Regions from separate parts of the Mus musculus genome. Here all the other regions are linked to region 3. Evidence: chromatin contacts called from ENCODE Hi-C or POLR2A ChIA-PET data. All regions are on one chromosome and are shown on one strand. The core of a region is the stretch at or near the end of the contact, and the rest is flanking DNA. Distances in the headings are between cores, read along the strand shown. Region 1 holds the start of Lfng (LFNG O-fucosylpeptide 3-beta-N-acetylglucosaminyltransferase). Region 2 has its middle 9.5 kb from the start of Grifin. Region 3 holds the start of Chst12 (carbohydrate sulfotransferase 12).

The links. Hi-C counts contacts between places; a loop is a spot of excess contacts on that map. ChIA-PET counts read pairs that join two places held with the same protein, here RNA polymerase II (POLR2A).
Region 1: a map of regulatory T cell shows a loop between it and region 3 (1.9-fold over the local background). The contact joins the promoter of Lfng here to the promoter of Chst12 in region 3. A Hi-C loop is called at or near these places in 1 of 37 maps with a recorded cell type or tissue (regulatory T cell). POLR2A ChIA-PET finds 5 or more read pairs at or near these places in 2 of 5 experiments (Patski and embryonic stem cell).
Region 2: a loop to region 3 is called in a map of heart, with 5 times the contacts of the local background. The contact joins the enhancer-like site here to the promoter of Chst12 in region 3. A Hi-C loop is called at or near these places in 1 of 37 maps with a recorded cell type or tissue (heart). POLR2A ChIA-PET finds 5 or more read pairs at or near these places in 1 of 5 experiments (embryonic stem cell).

What each region holds. Positions count from the first base shown.
Region 1 is chr5:140,605,288-140,609,674 of GRCm38, reverse strand. Lfng (LFNG O-fucosylpeptide 3-beta-N-acetylglucosaminyltransferase) reads right to left here and starts at 2,334. Exons shown (of 8, transcript NM_008494.3): 1 at 1,831-2,334. The coding sequence starts at 2,259.
Region 2 is chr5:140,572,362-140,576,779 of GRCm38, reverse strand. No RefSeq gene overlaps it. Among named protein-coding and RNA genes, the nearest start is that of Grifin, 9.5 kb to the right of the region's middle. Within about 2 kb of position 1,364, at least 1 of the 3 ENCODE cell types and tissues checked has a DNase peak (open chromatin) inside an H3K27ac peak, as active enhancers do; it is heart, where a contact is called at or near this core.
Region 3 is chr5:140,502,780-140,507,317 of GRCm38, reverse strand. It overlaps Chst12 (carbohydrate sulfotransferase 12), which reads right to left and starts at 1,709. Exons shown (of 2, transcript NM_021528.3): 1 at 1,622-1,709. Gm38728 (a long non-coding RNA gene) reads left to right here. Exons shown (of 5, transcript XR_001785006.2): 5 at 3,895-4,231.

The DNA of each region.
Region 1 (4,387 bases), core at 1,085-3,584, 100 kb before region 3:
GCGGTGGCAGCCTGCAGCCTGGCGCGCTCCTTAGTGGTGGGGGAGGAGCAGCGGGCCAGAGGCCAGGCGCTCTGCCTGTACCCCTGACCAGCCTCTCCACCTCACCGAGCCTGCTTGGTTTTTTTGTACAGCCCCACAGTCATGCCTGGTGCCAAGATTGCCCTTCCTGGACCCTAGGACTCTGATGCAGATGGAACCTCCTCCTCCAGGAAGCCTTCCTTCCATTCATCCCCAATCCAGGTTAATGGAGCCTCTCTCACCTTCCATCAGACTGCAGCCGCCCTGGACAGACAGGGGAGCAGGCCCTTTGCTACAGGTTCCAAGAGCCCCTGATCATAGCACACAAGAGGGGGGCTTTGCCTGTCATGTGCACGGGAGGTGAGCATGGCAGTAAATGCAGCATTTTCTGGGTAGGGGGCCCCCTTATTCAGAATGACTGCTGGGATCACCAAGAGCCTCCAAAGTTCTACAGTCCACTTTATAATACCTCACTAGAAAGTATTTCCCTTTTCTGAGAGCAAGAGAGGATCAGAGAGACCCTAGGCTTCTCACCAGACCACACAGTCCAACTGAGTCCCAAATCCCTGAATAAGAGTTTCTCAGAACCGATAGTGGCCCAGAGTGGGATAGATGCTATCCAATATCACACAGCAGGAAGGCTGAATGAAGGGGTGGGGGAATGCCCTGGCTCAGGGATCGTGCCCCACGAGGGCTGTCATTCAGGGCTGGGGGGAGGACACAGAGGCCCCCTCATCACCAGGCAACCTGAGTGGCCAGCACGCCAGCCAACGGTTCCCATGGAGCGCATAGCTGTACACAAGAGGCCGACGCCTTTCTCGGCTGGAGAAAGGGGCTTTGTTGCCTTGCCCAAGGGGCCGGCGTGAGAGCAGCCTAGCGCTGGGAATCCTAACGGCACCACAGCCAAACAAAACCCATGGCCCCCCGCTGCCCCCTCCCGAAGGCCTGCTGAGCCCCTGGGAAAGGGACGCCTCATTCTCAGGAGGCTACGGTGGGGTTCTCAGGGCCCCTCTTTGACCAAGACTAGATAGGAGCCTGTCCTCTTAACCTCCACTGTCCTAAAGCGAAGTCTCACTGGGGCTGGGTCAGGAAGGAAAGTGAGTCTTAGTCTTCACACCAAATATCTACCCCCACCCCTACACACACACACACACACACACACACACACACACACACACACACACACACACGCAGTGCACTCTGCTCTCCCGCCCCAACGGTCCTGTTGTAGCCTCCAGGGAGATTTTCAAAGTGGGGTGTGTCTTTTTATTATGTGTATGAAGTTGGTCTAACAGGAGGTGGGGGAGCTGAGCTACTGAAGTCAGGGTTCTGAGCAAGTCTGGAGAACTAGCACCCATTTCTTTCACTTTGCCTGGTCCAGGGGTGTGCTATGCCTTTTCCTCCCTCCCTTTCAAGGGGGCGTACCTTCCACCCAGGAAGAAGGAAGGGGAGTGAAGGGGACCCAGGATGGAACTGAGCCAATTTGCTCGAAAAAGTTTAGGAACAAATATGGCCATTCACTCCAGTGTTTAGGAGAAGCGTTACAGAGCCAGCCCTAAGCTGGAGGCGACTCATCCAGACACAGAGCATGTGGCTGGGGTGACCCTGGGCAACACGGAAGGAAGCTTCCAGGGTAGTAAGGCAAAGTGAACCCCAGCAGCCACACGGGGCTGTAATGGGATTTATCAGTGTCATCGTTTCCCAGATAGACCCAAAGCAATTAACGCATCGGGAACCGCTATCGTCAGTCACCAGTTGGACCAGAGGGTGATCCCCACTTCATCCCCCTGCCCAGGCCGCGCTGGGTCTCACCATCTCCTTGTGGCGCGAGATCCAGGTCTCGAACAGCAGATCGAGCCGCGCGCGGTGAAACTTTCTGGTGGTCTTGACGGCGATGAAGACGTCGCGAGGGGACAGAACTTCGGCGGGGGGACGCGGATGGCCGTCGCCCTGGCGAGAAGCGACCCCGGGCGGTGGATCCGCGTCTCTGCGCGCGCGGGTGAGTAGACTGAAGTACTCGGAGAGGCTATGCACCTCGCGGGTGAGGACTCCGGGATCCACAGCCGCCCTGGACCCTGAAGCCGGAGCTCCTCCAGAGGAGCCCGCCAGGCTACGCAGCGCGCGCCGTCCGCGCTCAGCGGGCATCGGAGTCGGTGGCGGGTCGGCCGTGAGCACCAGGAGACAAGCCAACAGCGCGCCCACCAGCGCCAGCAGCAGGCGCCGGCCGCACCGCTGGAGCATGGTGGCCGGCGGCCGCACGTAATATCTATCCCAGTGCCAACTGGTCCGGCTGCCCGAGGCTCCCGGTCCAGCTGCGCGCCTCTCGCTTCAGGAACTCTTAAACCTCCCCTGCCCGCCACGCCTCCACGCGCTAATTGGCTGCTAGCCTTGGGGCGTAACCTTTAGGGAGATCTCTCCTTCCCACGTGGGATACGGACAAGGGGCTGGGAACCACCCAGCTGGGGTACCCACGGCACCCGCCCCCTTTGTGCACGAGCCTGTCCCGCCTGCGCCGAGTCACCCTCCGGAGCTGCTCTGGGAGACACCCAGCCTGACCAACGCCCGCCACGGCTGCACGTGGAGGACGCGCCCCCGAAGCTGGGACCTGGGTGATAGGGCCAGTGCTCCTCCGCGGGCGACATCCTTGGCTTCTCGCTGTGCATTTCCTGTCCCCGAGCGGGTTTCCTTCCCTGGGGAACGGTGCTGACTGAGCCAAAGTGGTAGCCTGCAGTGTGTCCTGAGCGATTAATTTTGAGCTGCCCTTACTGATACTTATGTCTTAGGAGTGGACCTGAAGTTCAGGCAAAAGGGTATCAGTGACAAAATTCTACGTCCCTCCGTCGGTCCATCCTTCCCTCCTCCCCCAGGCAGGCCTGTCTTGGCATCATGTTCCTAAATGGGGAGGGTTGGTCCCCAAAAACCTCAGGCACCCCGTAGCGAGGAGACACTCAAGCAGCCTCTTTCCTCGAAGGATGAAAGGCTACCTTCTGTTCCATTTGGTTCCTCCGCACTCCTACCAGATGTGACCCAGCTGTGCGCCATCCCAGACCCGCCTCCCCGGCACACGGCCCCCTTCCCACGGGCGGGGGCCTTGCCTGCGCCTAGCACGAGCGGGGGCGGCAGGAATGTGCGCCTAATGGTAGGGTGAGAGGCTACGGGTCCGGAAATGGCCAAGGGTCCCCTGGAGTGGGAGCAGGGTCCGAGCCCGAGCCTGCTGCATCTTCCGGGAGCGCAGCTGGGGGCGGCTCTCCGCCTGGCTGCCCCTGGGTCTGGTTGGCTTCAGTTTCCGCGTCCCCCTTCAAAGGAAGTCTGAGCCCACCCTGCCACCACGGATAAACTGCTGTTCCTTCTGTCGCCGACTCCCTAGCGTTTATATTTTAGACCGGAGTATCATTTCTAATTATTTCTCTACTACACTCTTCTTAATGTCCGTCCCTCTCTTGGAGGTTAAAAGAAGGCATCAGGCTGGATCAGGTAAAGACTTACTGCAGGGGCTGGCCAGATGGTTCAGTGGGCAAACGCAACTGTCACCTAGGCAGATTTGAGTTTATTTCCCAGGACCCACATGGTCAGAAAGAACCAACAATATGTTGCCCTCTGACCTCCACACGTGCAACTTGGCCTGAGCAACACACATTTATACACACGCACGCACGCACGCACATACACATACGCACACCTGCTTTCAACAAAATTCTTTTCAAAATGAAGACAGACATGATAGCCCATGTAGCAGGCTTGGACGATTGCTGAACATTTAAAGGCAGCCTGAGTTACAGAGTGAATATCGGGTCAGCCCCTGCTGCCGTGTAAAAGAGCGCCTGAAATGTACCTCATCTGGCAAAGTTGGTAAAGTGTTTGCCTAGCATGTATGACGCCTCGGTTCATCTCTGCACCAAATATTCCTTGGCAAATAGTGAGTTTGAGTCCAGCCTGAGCTACATGAGACCCTATCACAAATATAAAATAAAATGACTTTGAATTGATGTGTAGCCAGGCTCTCCCCACCCCACCCCACCCCCCAGCCTCCCACCCCACCCAGGAGTGGATCTCTGGTCCATTTGCTCTGAGGGCCCTGTGGGACACTGCAACCCCTCTGTGGTGGGAGGGAGTGGGATATGGTGGTTCCCAGGCTTCTTCCTGACCCCTCCCCCCAGGTAATTAGGAGGCACCACCTCTGGTAGGCAGATGCCTAAGCAGATGGTGCTGGCTGTGCCCGAGTGACAAAGCTCCCATGGCGTCACCTCCTGCTATAAACCCCTCCTCCTCCTGCCAGAGCCTGGTCCCTCAAGGACAAGGAAAAAGTCCTACCTGCTATCTGCTGGACTGCTCTCCAAATAAACTCACCCCAGTTCCAGCCTCAGCCTCA
Region 2 (4,418 bases), core at 115-2,614, 70 kb before region 3:
ATCGGCTCTGTTTCAAGCTTTGCCTTGAGTTCCTGCCTTGCTTTTCCTTGCAGGTTGACTGTAGCCTGAACTCTGATATTAAACTCTTTCCTATCTACCTTTGGTCATGTTTTTTTTTTTCTTAAAGATTTGTTTATTATTATATGTAAGTACACTGTAACTTTCTTCAGACACTCCAGAAGAGGGTGTCAGATCCCATTATGGTTGTGGGCCACCATGTGGCTGCTGGGATTTGAACTCAGGACCTTTGGAAGAACAGTTAGTTCTCTTAACTGCTGAGCCATCTCTCCAGCCCCATGGTCATGTGTTTATCACAGCCACAGAATGCAAATGAGAACAGATGAGTGGATGGACAGACGGATGGCCCCTGGGCTTACTCCTTGTCAGCCCATTCAGAAGAGGCTGGGTGTTATACTCTGGGTTATAGCACCCAGCTATAGATATAGATAGATAGATAGATAGATAGATAGATAGATAGATAGATAGATAGATAGATAGATACATAATACATACATACATACATACATACATACATACATACATACATACATACAGGACTTAGACTCCTCAAATGTCTAAGAAACCTCAGTCTCTAGGAGTGTCAAGCTGTGTGACCCAGAACATGAACATGATCTCGTTGAGATGTAAATATCAGGATAGGGATCTGGAGAGATGGCTCAGTGGTTAAGCACACCCTCTGCTCTTGCAGAGGACCAGGGTTCAATTCCCAGCACCCACATAGTGGCTGGCTCACAATTGTCTGTAACTCTTGTTCCAGAGGCTATGATGCCCTCTTCTGGCCTCCACAGGCATCAAGCATGTGTATGATACACAGGAATACAGGCAGGTAAAACATTTGTGCACATAAAATAAATAAATCTTCAAAAAAAAAAAAAAGGCTACTAAGACTTCCTCCAGGCCACAGAGAACCCAGAAAGCTGAAAGGTGGTTGGGGGAGGGGAAGGGGGGTGTCTCTGAGCAGAAAACAGTCCTCAAACCTCTTCCTGCTGTGGCCCTGTCAGAGGGTGGAGGCCTGACTAGCCAGCCATGTGAGGAAGCCAAGCCTTCAGGCTCACCTCCAGATAAATAAGCCCTGCAGAGCCCAGGGTCTCCTCGCCTGTCCCCTGCCTGCCTGGCACAGATACAAGGACGCACAAGTGCAGATGCCTTTCTGTGAACACAGACTCTTGCTGGCTGCAGATATCTCTCCACTCTGCTCCACCTCTGACCTGTGACCTCGGCCATACACTGCCCCTTCCTGGACTCTGTGTCCTGCTATGGGTTGAGAGCTTGAATCCCTCATCGGCCAAAGATGGAGGAGCTGGGTTGGTTGTGCGAGGGCTGTGGGGTTGGGTGTGGACCAGGTCCTCCTGAGCCAATTTGGCCCCTGCTCCTGTGTCTGACCCCCACGCTTCCTCCCTGTACCCCCTCTGGGGAGGGACCTTAATTAACATCTTCCTGTTCAGTTTCCAAAAACATATTTGGGAGGATTATTTTGCAAAGGAAATGTTTTTGAAAGAATCTTGTGTCCCGTTGTTCCAACCCAGGGAAGTGGGGGCAACGGTCAGAGCAGGGACACTGAGTGAGGCTTTGGGGGACCCTGATGTTTAGGTGAGCAAATCTGATAGACTCCAGACTTGAGCCCCTCTCAGAGCAACCATCCACCTCCCAAGAGAACCTGGGGTGACAGTGAGAAGGCTGGAAGCCGAAGATGGGAGGCAGACTGTGTGTGTGTGTGTGTGTGTGTGTGTGTGTGTGTGTGTGTGTGTGTGTGTGTGTGTATGTGTGTGTGTGTGTTTGTGTGTGTGTGTATGTGTGTGTGTGTGTGAGTGTGTGTGTGTGTGTATGTGTGTGTGTGTGTGTTTGTGTGTGTGTGTATGTGTGTGAGTGTGTGTGTATATGTGTGTGTGTGTGTGTGTGTATGTGTATGTGTATGTGTGAGTAAGTGTATGTATGGGACACACCCTTCACAATCAACCACAGCAAGCCCCAGGTGCATCTCAGGCCCTGTGTCTAAACCACTTATTCTCTTTCTCCTGGGCAAGTACTTGAACACTCTCCCACCGTGGCTCACAGACCTATCTTCCTCTTCTCTCTCCTGCCCCTAGAAAATTCCTTTGGGATCTGGGTCCAACCCACTTTGACCATGACCTCTGACCTCTGACAGATGTCCTTCAGGACCTTGGGGACTTTTTCCTGTGTGGAACCTGTGTCTGTCTCTTCAGCAGCGGGGACACCTTAAGTTCATGTTATCTTTCCCTTGAACTTGGTCCTTGGAAGATCCTTTGTTTACTGTTTACATTTCTTATACATTTCCATCCTTCCTGCCTCCTCCCTCCCTTCTTTCCTCTTTTCCTCCTTTTCTTTCTCTCTATACATACGTGCACATATGTACATGTGGATACTTACAGAAGCCAGAGGAGGGCCCTGCAGCTGCAGTTGCCCACCTGATGGGGGTGCTGGGCACAGAACTTAGGTCCTTTGCAAGAGCCACAAGAGCTGAGAACCACTGAGCCATCTCTCCAGCCTGCCTTCTTTTCTTCCTTTTCATGGGGTCTCCTGTATGTGGTTCTGAGGATCGAACTCAGGGCCTTGTGTGTGCTGGACCAGCACGCTACCCACTGAGCTGCATTCCCAACTCCTCCCCTCTCACCTGCTACTTGCTTTGCCCTGTTCCTTCTTATCCTGCTTCCTTTTAATTATTTCTATCAAGGGCTGGAATTACAGACACAAGCTGACTACTTCTTCCCCTCCTCTTCTTCCTCCTCCTCCTCCTCTTCCTCCTTCTCCTCCTTCACCCTTCTCCTTCCTTTATTTTTGTTTTTTTCAAGACAGGGTTTCTCTGTGAAGCCCTGGCTGTCCTAGAACTCCATCTATAGACCAGGCTGGCCTCGAACTCACAAAGACCCGCCTGCCTCTGCCTCCCAAATGCTGGAATTAAAGGTATGAGCCACCACCGCCCAGCTACCCCCTCCCCTCATGTAGCCCAGGCTGGCCTCAAGAAAGATCACCTCCACCTCCCAGATACTGGGGTTTTAAGCATGTACCACCATACTTGGTGTTGTGTGTTATTGGGGGTTGACCTTGGGCCCTGGTGTGTGTTAAGCTAGCACTCTCCCCACTGAGCCCCAACCCCAGTGCCCTCTGTTCTTAGTTCCTATCCTGAGAATCATCCACACTGAACCATGCCTGCTGCCGAAAACATAGCAGGCTGTTAGCATGTGGGAGGCACCTGCCAAAAACATGACATGAAAGAAATGACTGACTCCCTTGTGAGAGGGTTCAGGAGACCCCGTGGATCCCGCCGGGACACTGACCCATGAAGTCTGCAGACCATCCCTTGGCTGTCACCTCTCAGTTCTACACCCTCACCCCCACCCCATGATCGTGTGTAGTTTTTTGCTCACTTAAAGCTTCCGTCTCAACCTGTCACCTACAGGCCCTTCTTGTCCACTGTGAACCCTCTCACCAGGTCCCAGTCCAAAAGGTGTGCTCCATAAATAAAGAGTGTTTCATAAATGTTTGTTGAATGATTAAATGTTGGTGACTCTGTCATGGACCTAGGAGGGTCTAGGAGTAGGGTCTCTTAACAAAAATCCTTTAGCTCAAAATGCATCCCTCATTTCCTGGGAACGTGGCTTAGTTGGTGGAGTGTTTGCCTAGCATGCCTGAAGCCCTGAGTTCCATCCCAGAGTCTCATAAACAGGATATGGTGGCCAGTGTCTATAATCCCAGCACTTGGGATGTGGAGACAGGAGGAACTACGTGGTGAGTTCCAGGCCAGCCTTGGCTACATCAGACCTTCTCTGGACAAGAAGCACCCTTCAGTTCCTGCTTCCTGTATACCCATGCTCCTTTGTTCCAGCTTCTCCCTAAGCCTCAGTTTCTACCCCATCCTGCCTTCTGAGCCGTAAGCCAGTCTCAGCTCTCCTCTGGCCTCTGGCCGCCTCGAGCTGGGGGAAATTCCACAAACTTCATCCAGTGCTGGCTACGAAGAGGACATTTCTCAACCCCCTAGGGATTCTCTGAGGCAGGGGTGGGACAGTGGGTCAGAGTCTGCAGCCAGCTGGGGTAGACAAGTGTGAAGGGCATAAGGCTGGAGTTCTTCTGGCAACTTCCCGGGCTTATCTGGGCCTCAGTTTCCCCTTTGAGAAAAGAGAGGGGCGGGGCTGCCCAGCCTGAGGCATGCGCTTTCTGGTCTTTTCTCCTCTTCTGTTCTCTTTTATTTTTGCCTGACTTTGCTTCTTCAAGAGTTTCTACCTGGGCTGGAGAGATGGCTCAGCGTGGTTAAGAGCACTGACTGCTCTTCTGGAGGTCCTGAGTTCAATTCCCAGCAGCCACATGGTAACTCACAACCACCTGTAATGAGACCGGATGCCCTCTTGTGTGTCTGAAGACAGCGGTGGTGTACTCATATT
Region 3 (4,538 bases), core at 460-2,959:
GGACATGGCATTCCTGAGGACGACACCCAACGTTATTCTCTGACCTCCAATGCACCTGCATACACACATGGACATGCACACAACTCCTTGCCCGCCCCTCCAGAAACTAGTCTTTCCCCCACAGGCCCCACCCCTCATGAGCACAGCAACTCAACGTCTCCTGAATTAGCTGCTTCCAGTCTTCAATGCTAAGGGTTTCTTTTGTTTGGTTTCTTTGAGACAGGGTTTTATGTAGCCCAGGCTAGACTTCAACTGTAGACCCTCCTGCCTTCACCTCTTGGGGATTACAGGTACGTGCCACCTTTCCTGGCATTCTCTTTGCATACCGCAAACGTCTTTCATACACTTGGCACTCAAGTGGCCCTGAACCAGGACGACCTGAGCTACCCAGGGCCCATGGTTCCCAGCATTCCACCCAATATGGTGGTTTGCCCTTACAGCAGGAAACTGAAGATGCAGACCCACGAAAGCGACATGACAATACGGGTACAAGCAAGCTCAGCCCCAGATCCTAGCAAGGAAATTAAACATGAAGGTACAGGCAGGCCCTTTTGTAATTTTTGTGTTGTTTTGTTTTAAGTCTGAGTCTTACCCTGTAGCCCAGGCTGGCCTGAACCTCACTATGCGGCCCAGGCTGCCCTCAAACTCACAGCAATCTTCTTGCCTAAGCTCACAAGAACTGGCACCACGCTCCACCTTAGGCAACTCGCTCCACCTTAGGCAACTCGCGAAGTTGCAGTATCATACCCAGCACATAGCAGTTTCCCAACAATCTTTTTTCTCTCCTTCACACCCGGAAACAGGGCCCTAACTCATGTTACCTAGGCTGGAGCCACACGGTGCTGTCCCAGCAATGGAAGGCTCACAGCCCCGTTCTCCCCCGAGGGTGACATTCCCACTCAATTCCGGGGCTCCCAGCGCAGCGTGGGATTATAAAATAAATAATTTAAGAAGGGTGCAAACATTACAGCTCTCTGTGCGACAGCTAGGCGGATGTGCGGAAGGAACCCAAGGTCTGCCAGCGATGTCTTCGTGGCCAGAAGCCCAAAGAGAAGATAGGTCCTACTGTTAGCCACTAATGCGCGGCTTCCTGTGGCCCACCAGGCATGAGGCTGCTGCTGGGGGCACCCGCAGCAATGCACAGGGCAGGAGGATGCTCAGTAGACTGGGGTGAGATGTGGGGCCAGTGCTTGCTCGGTACAAAACCTGGCTTCGGAGACAGCCTCCTGCAAGGTCTGGCCGGGACACTGCAGCACAACAGTCTCTGAACAATTGCTTTCTCGCCTGGACACCCAAACAGCCAGAGGCAAAACTGGGAAGGTGTTTTCCCAACCTCCGAGCCAGCCGCTACTACTGCAAAGGAGGTCGGCCAAGTGGCCACACCTTCCTCCACGCATTCTGCAGGGCTGCACAAGAAGATGGCTCAGAGAAGGTGCACGCTTGGCTAAGGTTACACAGCCAGCTGGACAGAACTGGGATTCGAACCCGGGACCACGTGGGAGCTGCCTAAGCCAGGCAGAAGGAGGTACCAATCTGCATCGCCAAACCATGGACCATCGCCCCACCCTAGGACTCGGGACTCCTACGCACCCCTCGCTCTGCTCGAGCCTGCGCTCCTCACCTAGCGCCCGCCACAGTCACCGCCGCTGCTGCTGTTGCTGGTGATGCTGATTCTGCAGCCGAAATCGCCTCCTCCCGCTAGCAGCCCCGCCCGAGGCGCGGCTCCGCCCCCAGGCAGACCTCCCTCCATCCTCTCGCGAGAGCTAACGAGCGGGACTACGCCCGTTCTGGATGCGCTTGCGCACTTCTCCCCGTTCCTGCCCTCGCCAGCCAGTGCCATGTGGCACCTTATTTACGGCCAGAGATTGGTCCCACCCACCATCCCTGAGCGTCCCGCCCCTTTTGCAGCAACCAATCCGGAGTGGGGGCGTGGCTGATCTCAAGGGGCGTTGCCTGTCTCGCAGTTTGAACTTGCAACGTGGGCTGTGCAAGCTGACAATCCTGTCAGAGTTTATGGGGCTTAAGAGAGACCATGCAGGTAAAGCTCTTAGTGAGAGCCAGGCATGGTGCAAGCTGTCACCGCAGCTACTTGGCAGGGGGGAGGGAGGAACGGGAGGGGCTGAGGCAGTAGGATAGGAAGTTCCAGGTTAGCCGTACTTAATGAGAGCCTGTCTCAAAAACAAACAAACAAACAAACAAACAAGGTATGGGGAGAGGATTCAGTGGGTAAATGAGGTGCTCGCCTCACAAAGGTGAGAAACTGTGGTCAGATCCACAGAACCTGTGAACAGCCCATGCTCGTGAGCCAGGCTCCGTGGTGCTTGCCTGTATGGCAAGACCGGGAGGCAGAGAGAGAGTCTGGAGCTTGCTGGCTCCCTAGCCCTCTCTATATGGTGAAGTTTCAGACAAAAGAGAAGCTCTGTCTCAAACAGAAGTTGGAAGGTGCCTGAGGTTGTCCTCTGAGTCCCACATATCACACATGAGGTGCACACATGCACCTGCAAAAGAAAGCTAGCGTGGTGACGCACACTTAACATCCCAGCACTGAGCTGCCTTCCCAAAGCAGGGGACTGGTTCCGAGCCAACGGGCTCTCCCAGTGCCTAGGGTTAGAAGCCTCTTTCTGTAGCAGTATGACACAGAATGGCAGAGGACAGAACCTAGGAAGATTTATTATATTCTGGTGGCAGATGATCCCATCTTACTAACTAGGATTCAAAACCTACAGCTGAGTCCCCTGGGTTGCCATGTGTGCGTGTGACCTGCTCAGGCTGCTCTAACTGTAACACAGACCCAGCCTCAACTATGGACAGCTCTTTTCCTAGGGTTCTGCAGGCCAGATGCCAGGAGTTGAGGTAGCAAGCAGGCTGGTTCTTGCAGAGAGCCCTGCAGGAGCATCTTCCAGCCCTTCTCTTTACCTCCCTTTTGCGTACTTCAGCCCAGATTTCCATTTTCATAAGGGCACAGCCAGACAAGATCAGGACTATCCCATGACCTCATTTCATTACCATTCTCCTGGCTCAGTCTCCAAATAAGGTCATCTCTAAGGCACTAGGAGCTAGAGCACCAACATCTCTTTCCTTTTGGGGCTGGAAGATAGAACACAATTCAATCTATAACTGTAAGTTCGAGGGCTCAGGTGTGGTTCAGGGGGGGTAGAATGCTTGCTCTGCCCTGGGCTCCATCTCTATCAATGTATAAACAAGGCATGATGCCACACATCTGCAACCCCAGCATTCAGGAATTGTAGGCAGTAGGATCAGAAGTTCAAAATCATCTGTGAGCCAGGCGTGGCGGTGCACACCTTTAATCCCAGCACTCGGGAGGCAGAGGCAGGCGGATTTCTGAGTTCGAGGCCAGCCTGGTCTACAAAGTGAGCTCCAGGACAGCAAGGGCTATACAGAGAAACCCTGTCTCGAAAAAACAAAAAACAAAAAACAAAATCATCTGTGGATGTACAGTGAGCTTGAAGATAGCCTGGGCTACATGAGACAATGTCTCCAACAAAACAAATGAACAAACAAAGCATAAATGTTATATACTACATTTTTTTAGACAAGGTCTCTCTATATAGCTGGGGCTGTCCTAGAATTTACGGAGATCCACCTGCCTCTGCCTCCACCATGGCCTCTGCCTGCCTCTGCCTCCCAAGTGTTGGGGTTAAAGGCATGCACCACTATGCCTGGCCAGTAAACCCTATTGCATTTTGTTTAGGCAGGTGTGGTGCTCACTGGTAACTTGGGCAGGGGAGGCAGGATTGCAAGTCTGAGGGCATCCTGGGCTAGCTAGATGTTATTCTCTGTTACATACCTGCTGGGATGGCTCAGGCCTATGTAATCACTGACAACACCAAAGTCGACTGAAGCTTCCGAGCAACCGGGTGGTCTCCATTGCAGGTGGAACTGCAGCAGTGTCGTGCTGCCTCCTTAAGAAGCCACCTGACATGCCATATAAAACATGCCCTTTCCTGGGCTGGGCAGATGGCCCAGTGGGGAAGAATGCTTGCTGAGAAAGCATCAGGACCTGAGACTGAACCCTCCCTACCCTCAGCGACCATGTAAAAGGCTGGGTCCAGCCCCGTGCATGCCTATGTCATCACTGCTGAGGATCGGTGTAGCCTCCCCACCCCCAGCCTGGAACCTGCTGGCTCAGGGGTGGAGTTTCCTGCTCATTCCTTCTGCCACGCCCACTGCTGGACCGTGCCGCTTTGCTGCTTGGAGCCACACACGTGTTCACCCTGCTACTGGACCCCGAGACCAGTTGGCGGGAATCGGGTTCCCTCCCTCTTCCTTTATAACTGAATGTCAGAACTAGTAAAATTGAGCTTTGAACAGGATGAACTTGTCTTGGCTCCGTTTCTTCTTTCTCCCCATCTAGTTCCTCACTTAGCTCGAGTGGCCATCTCAGTCGAACCGTTCACGTTGCGAGCTGCTGGCCGGCCGCAACAGATCGGGAAGAGGCAGACAGGGGAGGCCTGATGCAGCTCGCTGGCCATCAGCCGGATTCCAGCTTCAGATGGAGAGCCCTTTCTCAAAGGACT